2 separate regions of the Homo sapiens genome follow, and region 2 is linked to region 1. A link is an interaction called in ENCODE POLR2A ChIA-PET data of the cell type or tissue named here. Cell type or tissue: Caco-2. All regions are shown on one strand. Each heading gives the region's core, and the rest is flanking DNA. Links, peaks and the distances in the headings are about the cores only.

Region 1 (5,371 bases), core at 244-5,243:
TGTGTGTAGAAGAGAAGTGGTGAGAAGGGCTGGGGGTGGTGGTGTGTGGGGGCCAGATGGGCTGGACACAGGAGAGAGAGGAGTCCTGGGTGTTGTAGTCTTGGTGAGGAGGGATGGCACTTTTTTTTTTTTTTTTTTTTTTTGAGGTGGAGTCTCGCTTTTTCACCCAGGCTGGAGTGCAGTGGCACGATCTCAGCTCACTGCAACCTCCCCTTCCTGGGTTCAAGTGATTCTCCTGCCTCAGCCTCCTGAGTAGCTGGGACTACACGTGCACACCACCACACCCGGCTACTTTTTGTATTTTTTATAGAGATGGGGTTTCACCATGTTGGCCAGGCTAGTCTGGACCCTTAGCCTCAAGTGATCCGTCTGCCTCGGCCTCCCAAAGTGCTGGGATTATAGGCGTGAGCCACCGCGCCTGACCCCAGCACTTTTTAGCCAAGATAACTTTAGGTCCAGGGGAGTATCAGGAGCCCAGCAGGAGGAATAGATGACGTGGAGGCAGGGAATGGTGAAATGGCTGCTAGAACTCGGAAGACTATGGAAATGTTCCAATTGCCGGAACTTGCCCTGTGACCTGGGCAATGGTCAGGAATTCCAAAACCTCTAAGGAGTTTACCAGGCAAAGCATGGTAGGATAGAAACCATGAGAGAGATGTCTAGAAAGTCCTGTGTTTGGGAGTGGGATGGTTCAAGAAAGGCTTCCTGGCCCTGATGGACTTCAAGATGCGTCTGCAACATGGGACTGATAGTGCTGGGCATCGGTGTGGTGAGAATGGTGTTCTCTCCTTCCCGCCAGTGCCCAGAACAGTACCTGGAACATAGGAGATGCTCAGTCCTAGCCTGTGGCTAAGAGCTTCTGGCTCTGGGGCCTCTGGTGGCCCAGTTACCCCTGGGACCTCTGGTTCTCCTTTCCACAGCAGCAACTGACCTTGGGAGAGTGAGGTTGGCAAAGGCCATTTCCTCATCATTCATGTCCTTCCCAGTCTCTACCAAGCTAAGCAAATAGCTACTTTCTTTCCAAGGTAATTGGACCAATTTGTCCAAACATGGAAAGCCAATAAGTGGGTCTGAACTGAAGTCTTTATCTATTATGGCACCACACCTATTGTCTAGAAATTTGTATCATCTACAAAATAAAATTTTCATTTATACGCCCTCCCACAGAACAAATCAGATATAAAATGATTGATTCTAACAGTATCTCAAAGAAGCTCCCTTTCCAGAGAACTCTGCTTTAATCAATTCAACAAATATTTATTGAACCAGACATTATTCTAGGCATTTGGGATACATCAGTGAACATAGCAAAGATCCTTACCCAAGCTTGCAATTTAGCAGGCAAGACAAACAGAAGACATAATAAGTAAATTATACAGTTTTCTAGAAAAGGTGATGAGTGCTACAGAAAAGGATTAGAAGGGGGACTAAACAGAGAGTTCTGTTTTCCATAAGCCAACCTACCTGAGTGGGAAGGAGGATTGGGAAGGACGGGAGGGAAGGAAGAGATAGGACACAACTTCTGTGTTTTACTGCCCGCATAAGCCTTTGTCCCTGGTTGGAATTTTAAACTAATTGCATGTATTACTTTGATAAAAATTAAGTTTAAATAGTGACATAACTATATTGGGAGGGGAGGGCAGCGGTGTGACCCAAGTTCTCTTCTGTCACTGAAGAAAACAGGACAGTTTCTAAAGTGAATAAATCATAGAAGTACCGGTATATAGGTCAGGCGTGGTGGCTCACACTTGTAATCACAGCACTTTGGGAAGCCGAGGCAGGCGGATCACTTTAGGTCAGGAGTTCGAGACCAGCCTGGCCAACATGGTGAAACTCTGTCTCTAATAAAAATACAAAAATTAGCCAGGCTTGGTGGCACACACCTGTAATCCCAGCTACTAGGGAGGCTGAGGCAGGGGAATCACTTGAACCCAGGAGGTGGAGGTTGCAGTGAGCCAAGATCACACCACAGCACTCCAGCCTGGGCGACAGAGCGAGACTCTGTCTCAAAAAAAAAAAAAAAAAAAAAAAAAAAGTACAGGTATATCATTAGAAAGTAAAGATCATTATCAGAAGAATTTAAAACAGAAACCACGAAAAGAGTGAAAAGTCATTTCTTCTAGAGGAAAGAAGACAGAGTGGGAAGGCTCAGGACAGAGCTGGTGGGGGACTCTTGCCTTTTTAAAATAAGTCTTGCTGTATGTTTGGGTTTTTAAAATCATAGGCATGTGTTACTTTAATGATTAGAAAAAAATCTGCTGAGCCCTTGAGGGGGTCCACGGTGATGGGAGGTGCCTTTGGGACTTCTGCAGGGAGTGGAGGGTGGTAGAGCAAGCAAGTTCTGCCGCATTTCCTCCAAATCCACTTTCTTTTATTTGTTTTATGTATCTGACTTTCATGCGAGACTTTGAACAAAGGGTTCTGCAACTAAAATTGGTTCGAACTCTATGATCCCTTTTGGCTCTCGTAATTAATGATGCTTTATAAGCACCTGTTACCCTTTGTGCTCATGTCTATTTACTTCCTGAAATAATTTCCTTAATTTAGCCAGAAGCCTTGCAATCTGCCCCCAGTTGGCTATGGTTTGAAATGATTGGTGAGTTTGCTGCCAGTTTGCTCGGTGTAAAAGTGAGACCTTGCAGTAGGTCATTCCTGATTGCTACTTCAGAGGGCCTCTGGAGCCACTGTTAGAACAAAGGTCCGGTGGGCATTCTGTCTGGCCTCCAGCACAGTGGCTATTGTAACAACAGGTAAACATTTTGGCCAATAATTCCCCAATGTCATCTCAGTATCTGCAGTCTCTCCTGTGCAGCTGTGAATCTGCTTATAGAATCTACTTATAGAACCTTGCCTCCCACTCCACTTCCTGGAGATGGGGAAGAGAGAGAGAGAGAGAGAGAGAGAGAGAGAGAGAGAGAGAGAGACTATGAATGAAGTTAGGAAAGGGAGGGAGGGAGGCAACTCCCCTTTCGCTTAGTCACCTCCTAGTGACTCCACTTCCAAACATGTGTCATAGTCAGCCTGCCCTTGTTCTATTTTTAGGGCAGGTCCACTCCATTCATGTTTCTGGGGCCTCTGCAGTTGTTGCTGTGTCTGCCTGGCAGCTGCTTTCTTGAATTTGAGGTTCCAGAGGTTTTGTGTTTCCAGGCACCTTTCATGCATCCTTGCCTTTGCACACTGTTTTTCATCTGGTGTCTGGGGATCTGACACTAATCCCTGAAGGCCAAGCTCAAATGCCACGTAGTTAGTAAGACCTTTCTGGGCCCCCAACTGTGGAGAATCTGTCTCCACCTTAGCACTTATCACAGACCCTGGCCATCACTTGATTATATTTTGTGTCCTTAGGGGGTTGGAAACATCCCATGGTCATCTCTCTGAGGCATACAGTGGGTGCCTAATTAACTACTTGCCGAGTGAAATGAAGCATGTTTGCCGATATCTCTTCTATGCTTTAGGAAATCCCACTGGGCCTGGAAGAAATGTCAGTGTGGGAAGATCTCTCTCAAGGCATCACCATAAATCTTTTCCTGTTTTCCTCTTGAAAGACAAGATTTGGAAAAGTCAGGTAACATCTAGAGAAAGCCTCTAATAGCCCTCTCCCTCTCCCTCTCCCTCTCCCTCTCCCTCGCCCTCTCCCCTTTCCACGGTCTCCCCTCTCCCTCTCTTTCCACGGTCTCCCTCTCACGCCGAGCCGAAGCTGGACTGTACTGCCGCCATCTCGGCTCACTGCAGCCTCCCTGCCTGATTCTCCTGCCTCAGCCTGCCGAGTGCCTGCGATTGCAGGCGCGCGCCGCCACGCCTGACTGGTTTTCGTATTTTTTTGGTGGAGACGGGGTTTCGCTGTGTTGGCCGGGCTGGTCTCCAGCTCCTAACCACGAGTGATCCGCCAGCCTCGGCCTCCTGAGGTGCCGGGATTGCAGACAGAGTCTCGTTAACTCAGTGCTCAATGGTGCCCAGGCTGGAGTGCAGTGGCGTGATCTCGGCTCCCTGCAGCCTCCACCTCCCAGCCGCCTGCCTTGGCCCCCCACAGTGCCGAGATTGCAGCCTCTGCCCGGCCGCCACTCCGTCTGGGAAGTGAGGAGCGTCTCTGCCTGGCCGCCCATCGTCTGGGATGTGAGGAGCCCCTCTGCCTGGCTGCCCAGTCTGGAAAGTGAGGAGCCTCTCTGCCCGGCCGCCATCCCACCTAGGAAGTGAGGAGCGCCTCTTCCCGGCCGCCATCCCATCTAGGAAGTGAGGAGCGTCTCTGCCCGGCCGCCCCGTCTGAGAAGTGAGGAGACCCTCCGCCTGGCAACTGCCCCGTCTGAGAAGTGAGGAGCCCCTCCGCCCGGCAGCTGCCCCGTCTGAGAAGTGAGGAGCCCCTCCGCCCGGCTGACACCCCGTCTGGGAAGTGAGGAGCGTCTCCGCCCACACCCCTTCCGGGAGGGAGGTGGGGGTCAGCCCCCGCCAGGCCAGCCGCCCCGTCCGGGAGGGAGGTGGGGGGGGTCAGCCCCCCGCCCGGCCAGCCGCCCCGTCCGGGAGGTGAGGGGCGCCTCTGCCCGGCCGCCCCTACTGGGAAGTGAGGAGCCCCTCTGCCCGGCCGCCACCCCGTCTGGGAGGTGTGCCCAGTAGCTCATTGAGAACGGGCCATGATGGCAATGGCGGTTTTGTGGAATAGAAAAGGGGGAAAGGTGGGGAAAAGATTGAGAAATCGGATGGTTGCTGTGTCTGTGTAGAAAGAAGTAGACATGGGAGACTTTTCATTTTGTTCTGTACTAAGAAAAATTCTTCTGCCTTGGGATCCTGTTGATCTATGACCTTACCCCCAACCCTGTGCTCTCTGAAACATGTGCTGTGTCCACTCAGGGTTAAATGGATTAAGGGCGGTGCAAGATGTGCTTTGTTTAACAGATGCTTGAAGGCAGCATGCTCGTTAAGAGTCATCACCACTCCCTAATCTCAAGTACCCAGGGACACAAACACTCTGCCTAGGAAAACCAGAGACCTTTGTTCAGTTGTTTATCTGCTGACCTTCCCTCTACTATTGTCCTATGACCCTGCCAAATCCCCCTCTGCGAGAAACACCCAAGAATGATCAATTAAAAAAAAAAATAAATAAATAAAATAAAATTAAGCCAAATTGCAATCTAAAACTAACTTTTTTTAAAAAAATGTTTTAATGGGAACAGAAATGTTAAAACTCACAGTAGAACAGAATTTTAAAAATAGTAATTTTAACAATAAATTTGTTTTCATAACCATAAAAAAAAAAGAAAGCCTCTAATATTTGGATGAATTCTATCTGGGAAGGGAGAATTATTGCCACCATTTTACAGATCAGAAATCAGAGGCTCAGAGAGATTGAGACTTGCTAATGATTACATAGTAAATAGGA
Region 2 (5,371 bases), core at 106-5,105, 200 kb after region 1:
AGATCCTCTTTTACTAGACGACCCCCTTTGCCGGGGTGGGGAGAAAGAGGAAGAGTGGTAGGTAATTTAACTGGTAAGAAATAAAAATATCTGGCCAGCCGTGGTTGCTCACACCTGTAATCCCAGCACTTTGGGAGGTCAAGGTGGGCGGATCACCTGAGGTCAGGAGTTCAAGACTAGCCTGGCCAACATGGTGAAACCCCATCTCTACTAAAAATACAAAAAAGTAGCCGGGCACGGCGGTGCATGCCTGTAGTCCCAGCTGTTTGGGAGGCCGAGGCAGGAGAATTGCTTGAACCCAGGAAGCGGAGGTTACAGTGAGCCGAGATTGTGCCACTGCACTCCAGCCTGGGTGACAGAGTAAGATTCCGACTCAAAAAAAAAACAAAAAAAAAAAAACGAAAAGAAATAAAAATATCTAATTATGATTTGAATAAATCTGCATATATCATGGAGCTGAATGCAAAACTGTGTGAGCATATTTTAAACAAAGTGTGAGCCTTGAAAAGATCTTCCAGGCTTCCTGTTGGGTGAGATTTTCAGCCTCCCCCAACCTTGTGGGGATACGTGTAACCTTTTCTTTTGCGCTTAGAGTACTTTAGTAAAAAGTTTTAACAGTGCTGCTTTAGTATTTACAAAGCATTGTTTCACACAACATCTTATTGATATATTCAACAAGCATTTAAGCACTTTCTGTGTGCCAGGCACTGTGCCCTTTTTGACAAAGAAGTGGGTATTTGTATTTCCCGTATTGTGGAGAAGAGGAAATAGAAAGACGCGGTGACTCCCACCACCTCCCAAAGTTCTCATGGGGCAAAGCAGAGCTAGGTATGCGGTGTCTTTCTTGGCAAGCTGTGCCTTTCTGTCATGCCTGCTGCCCTTCCCATATCTCTGCAATTCCTCCTACACCCATTCCTGCCATTAAGCAATTACACAGCACTCACCACCATGTGCCATCCTCCTGAGAGATTTCCAGGCAGGAGGGGCAGGTCACAGGAAAATGGGAAACCCAGGAAAGCCAGCTGGTGCCTGTGCCTTTTCTCCTGCCTGTGATTAGGACACGGTCTGCACACGTTTATAGGTAAGGGCATTGGCACAGAGTAACTAACATCCTCAGGTCACAGGCAGAGCATCCAATCCCGTGGCTGAGCTGGTGGAGTCACAGCTCAGTGCAGAGCCCTAGGTTATCTGAGATGTGATCAGTGCACTGGGTAGCCCAGAATGGATTGCTCACCAACAAGCATTTGTCCAGGGCTTGTTAGGTGTGGGCTCTGTGTTAGGCTGGTGGGAAAACAAAGATAAATACAACCTCTGCCTTCAAGGAGCTTACCATACAGCAGGAAATTGGCGCCCACATTGTGCTGAAAGAGGTAAGGAATAGGGCCGGGCAAGGTGGCTCGTGACTGTAATCCCAGCACGGTATTGCTGTGAGGCCCAGATGAGGCACTGCATGTGGAATGGCTGGAGAATACCTGTCTAGAGTATGCTTGAGTGATAGTCCCAGCTTTGCCACTTACTTGCTTTGAGAGGAAGAGGTAGGAGGATTGCTTGAGCCCAGGAGTTTGAGACTAGCCTGGGCAACATAGGAAGACCCCCATCTCTACACACACACACACACACACACACACACACACACACACAGTTATCCAGGGTGATGGTGCATGCCTGTGGTCCCAGCTACTTGGGAGGTTGAGGTGGGAGGATTGCTTGAGCCCAGGAGGTCCAGGCTGTGGTGAGCCATGATCATGCCGCTGCACTCCAGCCTGGGCAACAGAGTGAGACCCTGTCTCAAAAAGAGAGGGGGTGGAAAGAGAGAGGGAGAGAGTGAGAGAGACAGAAGGAATAGAAATGGGCTGGAGACGTGGCTACCAAGTGATGCCCCTTCTTCCCACATCCTGTGAGCTTCCTTGCCAAGGCACTGTGGGGGCAGGAGACACTTCCTTGGTTACTGTGCACCTTCACTCCCCATCTGCAAGTGGAACTCCCCCCTCTCTGCTTATTCGTAGTTGTCTCATCTTCATCCTCAGTCAAACATTCACCTTCTTTCTCTGCAGCTTCCCAGCAGCCACCTCAACCAAAGCCAGGGCAGCCTGTGGTCACAGCCAATCTGCCTAATGGCACTTTACAGATAATGGCAGCACACACTGAGACTGTACGTTCAGGTGCTCAGAGCTGTTCAAGTGCTTAACTGTTTTCATCGTCCTAACAAGCCTGTGATTCTGTTCTTATGCCCATTTTATAGGTGAAAAAGCTCAGGGTAAGTAAACAGCAAGTAAGTGGCAAAGCTGGGACTGTCACTCAAGCACACTCTAGAAAGGTATTCTTCAGCCATTCTGCATGTAGTGCCTCCTCGGGGCCTCACAGCAATACCATGGTGTAGGTTGATGGGGAAATCTAGACCACAAGGCTCAAATGCATTATTACCAAGCTCAATTCATCTACAGGCAAAGTGGACACGGGAACCCAGGTCTGCCTCTTAGCTGGTGTTCTTTTCACTACATTTTGTTGCTGAAGCCGGAAAATATTCCCTGTATGTTTCCAGTGGCCCTATACCCACCTAGTCTTTGGAGGATTTGTTTTTGCACTTTCCTACTGGGTGAAAACAAGCTCAAACAGTCTTGACCACGCTTAAGCCAGAAAAGCTTGAAAGACCGCCACCTGGTGGCTTTCTTGGTGGTGGTGACTGAAATTGACCCCAGCCTGCGATCAGTGGCCTTGGGTGTCAGTGGTGAGTCTGGAAGAGTAGACGTTGGAGTTTATGGCCACTGACTGTGTGCCAGGTGCTCTGCTAAGTACTTTAAAGGGCTCCCTCTCATTTATTCTTTGCATTAACCAAGTGAGGTTGGTCCTATTCTCTTTGGCTCCATTTCAAAGATGAGGAAGCTGAGGCTCAGAGGCAAAGTAACCAGTTCAAGGTCACACTGTTAATAATTATTTTTTTATTTTTATTTTTATTTTTTTGAGATGGAATCTCTCTCTGTTGCCCAAGCTGGAATGCAGTGGCGAGATCTTGGCTCACTGCAACCTCTGCCTCCCAGGTTTAAGTGATTTTTGTGCCTCAGCCTCCCAAGTAGCTGGGATTACAGGCACGCACCACCACATCTGGCAAATTTTTGGTTTTTAGTAGAGACAGGGTTTCACCACACTGGCCAGGCTGGCCTTGAACTCTTGACCTCAAGTGATCTGCCTGTCTTGGCCTCCCAAAGTGCTGGGATTCCAGGTGTGAGCCACCGTGCCCGGTCTATAACTCTTTAAGCTGGGCTTCAAATCCAGATTTCTCTGACTCTAGGTCCTGCTTCTACTTAACTACTCCTTATCTTACCTCCCCAGCCTTACCCCATCAGGCCATGGCCCATCCCCCAGTCCTGCTCACTGAGCCGCAGCCACTCCGACCATCCCTCTCTTCTTTGGGCTCTCACACAAGGAGAATGTTCCAGGCAGAAGGCACAGCAAGTGGTCTTCTTTGCACTTTCTGTGCCCTCTGTCTGGAACGTTCTCCCAGATTTGCCTGTGGCTGGTTACTCGTCCTACAGATCTCAGCTCATATGGGTCACATCCTCAAAGATGCCATTCCAACCATCCATCTAAGTTGTCCCTGCCCAAACCCAGTTCCTCACTATCCCATTACCTATCTGCATGTCCTTCTGAGGGCTTAGCATTCTCTGAAAGTATCTTGTTTGTTTGCTTGTCTGTTTTCTGTATTCCCCACTGGGAAGGTCAGCTCCATGCTGAGTCTCAGTGCCTACCCTACTGCTTGCCTAGTAGTTGCTCCATAAATGTGTACTGGATGAACGATCAGAAGGAAGGCGACAGGAGAGAAAAGGTCCCATGACTGGTATTTTATCCATCTACTAACAACTCAGGGGCCTTCTCATTCCTCCCATTGTTGGTATCATCCTTGCCTCCTTCTTCTTTGGACCCCACCTCTTTGTATCCAGGACCAGAGGTGAAGGGAGGCCAGAGCTAGGAATATAGATATTACAAATATAAGATGGCTTGCATTTCTGGTCCTTGGTATTTGATATAGCTGAAGAGTCTGGGTTTTTTTGGTAGTGGTTGTTGTTAATTCTTGTAATTAGCTTGTATCTTATAGATATTGCTCTTGGCCATTTAAAAAGAGGTTTAATTGGTCATTCAGGCCTGGAACCTATTCTGTTTTCCAAGTTTATTACTTCCTCCACCACATTCAGAACCTGGCAAGGTAGATTAGCATCTCAGGATTATAAACTGCCCGTTCTCACTCACCCACACTTGGATGTGCTCCAGAAAACAGACACTGGCTCGTGAATTTGAATTTAGAATCCTGCACTTGTAAGGAGAAGCTCAGACCCAGGCACAATATTTAAGATCTGCTGAAAACAGGAGCAGAGTACAAATGCTTACAGAGATGAGTTCCTAGCCAAAGACATGAGCGGCCTCAGAAAGGAAAAACCACAGTAGCTAATGGTCATTAAAGCTTAGTTGACGTAATTTCAGAGAATGAAGACAGCCACAATCCCAGTTAAATAATGCCAGGAGAATTTAGCTCTGAGCTGACAGTGCCATGACTGTGATGTGGTGGCAGAGTGGTGCCAGGGTGACCACCGGGTGAGGAACTGGGCAACCTGGCCTCTCATCTGGGCCGCCACTTTCCCACTGTATGTCCCTACTTAATCTGGAAAGATAAAACTGAGCTGGATGATCTTTCACATTCCCTGCAGTTCTGATGCTCTAGCCCTTTATTTGGGAGTAGAAGCAGGAGGAAGGTCTGGAGGAAAGGAGGCTAAAGTTTATCGAGTTCCTTCTCTCAGTCAGGCACTGAACTGAGCACAGTGGCATCACTTCTTCATAGCAGCCCTGCTAGCATAGTCTCTATTTTGCCTATGAGGAAAAAAAAAATAGGAGGCTAAGTGACATGTCTAAAGTCACATAGCTGGACCATGACACTCAAGCCAGCACACTTTCTACTTTGCCACAAGGCATCTGGCCACTTGAAAACCACCTGTACCTGCTGCTCCAGAATATCTGATTCCTAGAAGTAGCACTCACCTTCTATGGAGCATGACTTTGATCCACACAGTGACTGGGAAAGAGAGATGTCAGCTGGGTTGTCGGATTTCCTGGTTTATTTCAACACTATCTTCTGGCTCCCAGTTAGGCAGCTCGGGGGTGAAAGCTGCCCTTGATGTAAGTAATGAGCAGTAGAACTTGCGTTGTAGGCTGACCCCACAGGACACTGAATGATTCTGTAATTATGCCACACAGTATTCATTGAAGGCCATGCATGTGCTGTACGCTAACAACAACAATAGCAATAACAGCAGCAGCAGCAACAGCAAAAACAGTAGCAACGACGGTAGCGACAACAGCAACAGTAGCGGCAACAACAGCA

The links. ChIA-PET counts read pairs that join two places held together with the same protein. Peaks named below come from ENCODE experiments on the same cell type or tissue, not always from the same donor. Only the 100,000 strongest peaks of a DNase experiment are listed, where the experiment ranks them.
Region 2: POLR2A ChIA-PET joins it to region 1 with 7 read pairs; 2 of 35 experiments call an interaction of 5 or more read pairs at or near these places.

What each region holds. Positions count from the first base shown.
Region 1 is chr10:97,837,370-97,842,740 of GRCh38, forward strand. The region is part of intron 1 of GOLGA7B-DT (GOLGA7B divergent transcript); the gene reads right to left. It overlaps LOC107984260 (a long non-coding RNA gene), which reads left to right. Exons shown (of 3, transcript XR_001747563.2): 2 at 3,456-3,565; 3 at 4,031-4,063. Among named protein-coding and RNA genes, the nearest start is that of GOLGA7B-DT, 9.7 kb to the right of the region's middle. RefSeq lists enhancers at 2,505-3,704, 4,205-5,147. In Caco-2, for the core only: no CTCF peak of the experiment used is centred there; a DNase peak (open chromatin) is centred at 3,012.
Region 2 is chr10:98,038,975-98,044,345 of GRCh38, forward strand. No RefSeq gene overlaps it. Among named protein-coding and RNA genes, the nearest start is that of CRTAC1, 11 kb to the left of the region's middle. In Caco-2, for the core only: a CTCF peak has its summit at 2,666 (motif pointing left); a DNase peak (open chromatin) is centred at 2,687.